Regions from separate parts of the Mus musculus genome. Here all the other regions are linked to region 2. A link is a loop called in an ENCODE intact Hi-C map of the cell type or tissue named here. Cell type or tissue: gastrocnemius. All regions are shown on one strand.

Region 1 (2,500 bases), 79 kb before region 2:
CCAAACTGTCACAAATTTAACACTATCAACACCTTGTAGAAGGTATAAATCTTTGCAGATGGAGCAGCTTTTAATACATATTTGTGGAAAGGGAGGGCTTGAAGTTCACACTTAAATATCAATTTGAATCATAATTGAAATTATTTTTCACAAGTGGGTTATTAGATGGTAAAAACTGATTTGTTAAAGTGAATTAATAATGAGCTATACTTAGCAATGACTTCTTCTCTGTATCTTCACTATGTTTAAGATTGCACTGTCCTAATCATAATATAATTATACAAAATATAAAAATGTACTTACAGGGTTTCCAGGTTATCTAGTCCATCAAAACAGTGTTGACTGAGGCTTTTAATTTTATTGTTATGAAGATGCCTATGGGGGGAAAAGGCACAAAAATGACATTCACACCTACCAAATACAAGTGTTATAGCTCCTTAATATATCTAAACTGATGTGGCTGAAAGCAATGATATAGCTAAGTATTTCCACACAACTACAGAAAGCTGGCTATTACACAGACTCGCTAAACACAGACTACCAACATTAGGGGAAATCTAATCAGATAATGGTGACACATTGAAGATTTCTTGATTTTGGTTCATATGAAATAAAATTTTAGAGTAGCTAGTTCCTTCCTTCATATAAAGCCTAGCATTGGTTGAGTTCTCTGAGGTGAGAAGGCAGCTTTATGGAGTTTCCATCACTTAGGATGGAAATAGATTCTAAAGGAAACGAGACTGCACCATGTCTCATGAAGTTTTGAAAGGTCAAAGGCATAGAAAATCAAAAATGTTTTGAGTAGAAGAGTTGGGAAAATAAAAAACATCCATGGAGGAATAACAAACATCTTATTTCTTTGAGCACTTCAAAACAGTTTCCTTTTTAATACTGAATAAACATACTTATTGTTGGGACAGAAACAGAAGTTATACAAAAGCAAGTTATAAAAAAAGTATTTGATAAATGACCCAATTATTTTAAAAATGTGGCTACTTGTTTTTAAAAAACTCAATAGCTACTACTAGATATTATTCAAGAAATCAGTATGTTTGATCTTATCAAAGGCACCTCCCCCAAATACTAATCGTCCAACAGCAGGATCATGGGGGACACTTTTGTAGTAACTTGTCACATGAAACCCATTTTGCCCTCAAAGTAACACAAATATGCAGGAGTAAAAAGGTTAAGCACGTACAGCACTACCAAGCTTGAAAGGTTGGTGAATGCGAAGTCGGGGATGCTTGAGATGTTGTTGAGAGCCAAGGTCAGCGCCTGCAGGGTTGGCAGGTTGCTGAGCGGACGCACAGGCACTTCCGTCAAGATGTTGTCATCCAGCCACAGATGCCGCAACTGAACGAGCCCTTCAAAACTGTCCTCCGGGACTGAGGTAATATGGTTGGCATCTAAGCGTCTGGGAAACAGAAACACCCACAGCGAGTAATGAGTTTTATTGGAAGGAGTCACACCAAAGAACACTGCTCCTGAGTTTCCAAACAGAAGGGACCCATAAAACTAGCCAGAGCCATAGAAGCCTATCTTTATTTAACTGTAACACAAGTCCTGAACAATAACAACAACTCTAAAATTCTTCCAAGGCCAGTACATTACAGCTCTTTCCTGGCTAACTTCATTGCAGAAAGGCACACTTAAAAGAAAACTCACAAAACTCAAGTTGGAAATTTATGTTTCAGAATATACACCAACCAGAGATACAGACGATGGGCTTAGCAATGATTATGTGTGCACACAAGTACTACAGTATCCAGTGTTACAGTATAGGTGTATTAGAGAACGAATTTAACTGCCACTCTGAGTTGATACCAAGAGTATGTTTACAATTTTTTAAAGAGCAACAAAGCCATTTCAGTAATTTGCTGGTGCCTTACCAGGTCGGCTAGAGCGTTTATCCAGGTCATTCCTGGGAAGATTCACTCCTCCAATAAATGCTACTGTGGCTTTAAAGGTTCACCTTTTTCAGAAAATTCTGCAGTTAGGCAGTACCTTATCAACAGGATTATTTATGTTTAAGTCTCTGTCTGGAAACCTGGATACTAAGTCCTAACTATTTCTTTCTGTTGCCACAACCAAGTATAATTGTATAATCACTTTTCAATACAAAGACAGCCTGGTGTTAGCAGGATGAGAAACTGTATAAGCCAGGAAATCCCAGTGTTGCTTATAATCTCTTGCTGATGGTTATCACATGCATTCCTGTCTCACAGTCTTGGACCTCTCTGTGAAAATGAGGGAAGAGAAAAAACTGATAAAAACCTAGAATGACTTTCTGTTTTCTTTAAGAATTGGTATCTGACAACTTTAAAGTTCAAAGACTTCTGGGTTTTAGAGAGATTTCTGTACTTTCTGTTTTTGGGGGTTTGTTTTGTTTTGTTTTGTTTTGTTTTGAAATCCTGCTCTAACTTCAGCCATTACTGTAACTTTAACTCCAGGAAACTGCTGGGCTCCCAGCCCACTGAATTTTCTTTCTTGGGGCAGATTA
Region 2 (2,500 bases):
CAATAGGCCACACAACACGAGAAGGCTGAAAGGGCCATACAAGCTGCCCTCCGCTCAATTACCCCATTCTTTTTCTACGGGTGGCATTTGCCAACATCACCTCCAACACCTATTTCAGATTCCCCCTCTTCCCTGAGATGCTAAAGGCTCTCTGGGTCTCTGGGGAAGGAGGTGGGGAGGGTCAGAACCATCTATGCTACTCTTCCTGACCACAGGCAGCTCACACGAAAGGCTCTGCTGAAGGTACAGGCGGAAAACGGTTGCCCACCTTACAGACTGCACTGATCACATGCTCTAGAACTTTCTCTCCCAACATTCTCTACCTCAGGTCAGCATTCCTTCTTTTAAATGCCTTATTCACTAAGGATCCCCGCCCAGGGTAGGCCGAATCCTTCTCCTCCTCCCTGGGCTCTGCTCGTGGTAATGAGTCCCGAGTGGATCTGAGCTAAGGTGTCACACTGCACAGGCAGGACGGGGCCAAACTGGAAAGCGATTCCCCTTCTTAGGTACAGGTGTTTCTTCACTCCGCCTGCGGGAACCCTGGGGGTATTCAGGTGCTTCCCCATGGAACGTGCCTGGTCGGCAAACGCAGGCCAAGTTCTAGGCGCCCTCATCCGTGGCCAAAGTTTTGCCAGCCGAACAGGGGGCCGCATGGGGGAAGAGGTCACGTGAAAGGCTGCCAAGGGCAAGCGTTTCCAGCATCCTCCCTCCTGGCCCTAAATGCACTTGCGATTTGAGGTGGGGGGTGGGGGGTAGGAGGTAGTAATTGCACCCCCCCCCCCAAAAAAAAGCTGCAAAAAGAAAAAGCTCCTAGAGGTTCAGATTCAAAGTGGCTAAGTCTGGAGAGGCCAGCATACGGGAAAGGGGGCCAATCCCCCTGACCCTCCAACACACACACACACACACACACACACACAGGTGATTCGTGCACCCCCAGGGCGCTGGGGTTGGGGGCTGGGGTCGAGCCCTGGCTCCGCCCCGCAGCGCCCGCGGGTCCCTCAACCCGCAGCCCGGTCGCCCGCACTCACAGTGCTTGGGTGAAGGCGCTGAGCCCCTCCGGTACCGCCGTCAACCCCTTCCCGGAGCAGTCCACCCGACGGTCGCCGTCGCAGCTGCAGGGCGCAGCGCAGAGAGGTGGCGCCGCGCCGCTGGGCCCGGCCGAGCCGAGCAGCCCCAGGGCGAAGAAGCAGAGCAGCCGCAGCGGGCCCGGCATTGCTGCGGCCGCCGCCCGCGCCCGCCTCTCCCGCGGCTCCTCTCGCTCGACTCGCCTCCGCTGCCCTCCGCCGCACCGCGCCGCACCAGGGGCAGCCGGCCTGCGGGGCTCGGGGCCCGGGCGCCGTCCCTCGGCGGTCCGCGTGCGCTCGCTTCCTTCAGCAGTCTGCCGCCGGAGCGTTAGGACGCGGCGCTCCGCAGTTTCTCCCTTCCCGCTGCTCCATGGACGCGCACCGGCAGCCCCGCGGCTCAGGCCAGCCGACCCGGCCCAGAGCGGCTGCCCGGGCCGCGCGCTGCCATCGCCGCCGCCTCCTGTCCCGGGCCTCCTCCAGCCGCACAGCTCCTCAAGGTTGCGGAGCGCAGCCTCCAGCCATGCCGGCCAGGCGTCCCAACCCCCGCCCCAGCTCTCACAAACACCCTGGTTGTCCGCGCTCTCCCCGAGGCGGCTCCCGCTCCGCGCGTCCTTTTCCCTTCTAGGGTTGCACGCTCGCCTCGGGAGCCCCTGGCCGCCGGGTTATGCAAATCATTTAGGTACATGCAAAACTAACCCCGCTCCGGGAGCGCTATTGGTCAGGGGAGGTCTCGAGCTCATTACTATGCAGGCAGTGGAGCCATTATTGGTCAAGAGGAATGGGGCGTGTTTCTCTGGAATGAGTGACAAGGTTGTGCTGCTGCTGCTGGGGCTGGTAGTGGAGGTTCAAGTAAAAGCCCTGACTTGGCTGGATCTGCATGTCAGGTTGTGTATTGAAGGTAGACAGATCGGAAGACCAGGAGTCTGCTGTTTCCCTCCCCCACCCAGTTTTTTTCTCCCCTCCGCAGAAATTGGATCTCCTAAATTGGATGACCTGAAAAGTAAAACTCGCCTCCAGCTTTCAGACGTGTCAAATGACTCTTCGCTGTTCTTAAGGGCAAGGGCACTGAGAGCTTTGCAAACAGAGGAAAGAAATGGGGGTGGGGGTGGGGGTCGAAAAGGAGGGAGAAACATTTCTTTCTATCTGATCCAAATTTTTGAGTTCAACCGTGCACTAAATTAAAACAGCGTGACCCCTCCTGTATCTCACATCACCTCTGAGATCTTAGTACCCTTTTTCATTCACACTTGGGAGCTAAATTAGCGGTTAATCATCCATGACACCAATCAGACTTCTTTCTCCCTAAACACAAGGATGTTGAGGAGTCCAGCCAAGGAGGTGCCGGTTAACCAGCACTGGAAGAGAACATTTGAGTGCCAGCTGACTGCCCCTGAGACACCAGAAACAACTTGTGTGTTAACTATCAGCATCCCTTC
Region 3 (2,500 bases), 53 kb before region 2:
GCAGAGATTAGCCAGGTTCCCACCACAAAATCCCTAACAGTGTAACTGGTAATTGCAGGTAGATCAACAAAGGTGGTCTGCACACAGGGGTCCCCTCCAGAGTTCAGGAAGCGTCTCCATTTCCTGTCTGGTACATCATACATCCCATAGTAGCTACACAATGGCTAACCAACCACTTGCTAATGTCCTTTCATTACATAATTACTTCTGTAAAGAAATACTAATCCTGAAGTCTAAAACTAGATGTGGGAAAAAATGGAAGCAGAAAAGTACCTTAACGATTGATTATAGTGGTGAAAATAGAGATTTCAACTGCAACTATCTAAAGCAACATTACTGAAAAACAATTAATATGCATTATATAAAAGGCATAAATAAAATACATCATACCCTAAAATCCTTTCACCCAAACATAATTTTGCCTTGTGCACTTTAAAAATAAAATACCAGCTAGTATTTATATAACATTCTGAATCAAAAAACCATACTAAATATTTAAGATTTATTTTGTATGCTCCAGAATAGTACAAATGAGGAATTATTATTAACCACACCTTATAGCCAAAGGCTCCAAGAGTCTAAGTAATTCGACGCAGTTCTTAAACTTGTGACAAATAATCTCTGTCCAATTTTTTTGCTGTAGAAGCATTAGGCTCAACTAAGTAGTGTGGGAAGAAAGAAATTCTCTTCCGTTTTATTAAGTCTTTAAATAGCTATTTCAATGAGCTAGAAATACAATCTGGGCCTAACTTGACTCCTACTGTACATTGGGAAAGAGGGGCTGAGCTAGAAGAGGCAGCTTCACTGACTTGGCTCTCATATTCAACAGACAGAGACTAGGACATGATCTATAACATGAATTTAGATTCCTTCAGGCCTGTGTCTTTTTTATGCCCTTAGTATCAAACTAGAACCTTTCTACAACCACAGAATACACAATCCATGAAGTGGGGCTTATATTAACTGATTCAAATCTAATTTTACTGTTCACCAGGATTCCAAAGATAAAATTCATAGTTTTCAATTCTTTTAAAAACTAAAGGTGCCATCCAGGGCTATACAGAGAAACCCTGTCTCAAAAAAAGAAAAAAAGAAAACAAAAACCAAAGAAACAAAAACAAAAAAAAACAAAGCAAAACAAAACAAAACAAAACAAACCTAAACCTAAAGGTGTGCACTCTTTTCATTATGGACATTAAAAGCATATGGAAAGCACAACTAAAGAAAGGAAAGATGAAAAACACAAAAATTTTGTTTTCATAATGCAAGTGACAAATAGAGAAACATTCTTTAAAAAGTTGCTGTAGGGGGCATAGCAGGCTTCTGTCAGACACTCTTACCCCTCCCCCACCAAGTCCAATGTGAACCGCCAAGGGGATCGGTTATCAGCTTCCTGCTGCTGTCCAGTTACTGTCCAAGAGGTCTGTTGCTTCCCGGCCCTGAAACACCTTGTGTTATTTCTCCTGTTCTGTTACCCATACAGCAACTGCTTCGGCAACAATGGTAATTATGCAGGAGCCACGTTATCTGAAGATCGCACTGTAATTAACTTGTGTCACTGCAGCAATCATGGTTATAATAATTGCAGGGGGGAAAATGTCTTATGGAAGTAGCAGTTTTTAGTTCTGGCTTTCAAAAATAACTTTAGTAATTATACTGCTTAAAAAAACAAGTTTGTTCTCCCCAACCCCCAAGCACGGTTCCTCCGCACAAAGTCACTTGGACTAAGCTATCAGGAGGTCTCAGACAAGGATCACTAGGTTCTCTCCATAGACAGAGCTTCCAGGATGAAGGAGTAGAAAACACATTAGTGCACATTGCTCAAAGTAGTACTTACAGCTCCTCTAGAAAAGGAAAATTCTTAAATGCATCTTCTGGTAACTGAGTGATATTGTTCATACTGATATCCCTGCAAAACAAGAAGGTAGGAACATCATTAACTAAGTAGTGGTCATCAAATGGTTTAAGCCAATAGAAAACAAATTACATGCTGATATTTTGTACAGAAGTTAGAAATAAGTGAATACGGAGGACAAGGGAACAGCCCTAATCTGGTTTTAGAATCAATGCTTAGGAAAAGTTAACTCTTTCACTATGAATTATGTCCCACAATTTAGAAACACACTGCAATCCTGGAATTTCCCCCTTTTAGGTATCAGCAGGAAAAACATATTTCAATCTACCAGAAGAAGTAAGCTAGTGTTGGTTCCCAATGTCCTTGGATAGCAGGGGGCAGTCAAAGCCCTATGCATGACCAAAATAAGCAAGCACACACTCCGGGACTAGGTCAAATAGCTCTGCAGATGAAAATGGCCTCTGAATTACAATCAAGGACAATAAAAACAAGTCCTAGCTCCAGCCAACCGGGCTTTCTTTAAGAACTACAAAACGTCCTCCAGGTGAGAACTGTCAGTGGGTTTCATTTGGAGCCTGTGAACAGATGCAGGCGAGAGACAAGTGCATACATGATAGGTATGTAGTCAGCTTAGAAAGGAGGGAA

What was found. A loop is a pair of places that touch in the nucleus more often than their neighbours do. Peaks named below come from ENCODE experiments on the same cell type or tissue, not always from the same donor. Only the 100,000 strongest peaks of a DNase experiment are listed, where the experiment ranks them.
Region 1: it touches region 2 in a loop (2.5-fold over the local background); 8 of 42 quality-filtered maps call a loop at or near these places.
Region 3: a loop joins it to region 2, with 2.5 times the contacts of the local background. A loop is called at or near these places in 5 of 42 quality-filtered maps.

What each region holds. Positions count from the first base shown.
Region 1 is chr2:109,995,468-109,997,967 of GRCm38, reverse strand. It overlaps Lgr4 (leucine-rich repeat-containing G protein-coupled receptor 4), which reads right to left. Exons shown (of 18, transcript NM_172671.2): 5 at 1,199-1,414; 6 at 304-375. Among named protein-coding and RNA genes, the nearest start is that of Ccdc34, 21 kb to the left of the region's middle. In gastrocnemius, no CTCF peak of the experiment used is centred here; a DNase peak (open chromatin) is centred at 1,334; H3K27ac peaks cover 909 bases.
Region 2 is chr2:109,916,834-109,919,333 of GRCm38, reverse strand. It overlaps Lgr4 (leucine-rich repeat-containing G protein-coupled receptor 4), which reads right to left and starts at 1,687. Exons shown (of 18, transcript NM_172671.2): 1 at 1,029-1,687. The coding sequence starts at 1,213. In gastrocnemius, CTCF peaks have their summits at 1,108 and 1,731; DNase peaks (open chromatin) are centred at 207, 587, 1,134 and 1,731; H3K4me3 peaks cover 2,500 bases; H3K27ac peaks cover 2,500 bases.
Region 3 is chr2:109,970,101-109,972,600 of GRCm38, reverse strand. It overlaps Lgr4 (leucine-rich repeat-containing G protein-coupled receptor 4), which reads right to left. Exons shown (of 18, transcript NM_172671.2): 2 at 1,838-1,909. Among named protein-coding and RNA genes, the nearest start is that of Ccdc34, 46 kb to the left of the region's middle. In gastrocnemius, a CTCF peak has its summit at 1,285; a DNase peak (open chromatin) is centred at 1,371; H3K27ac peaks cover 1,412 bases.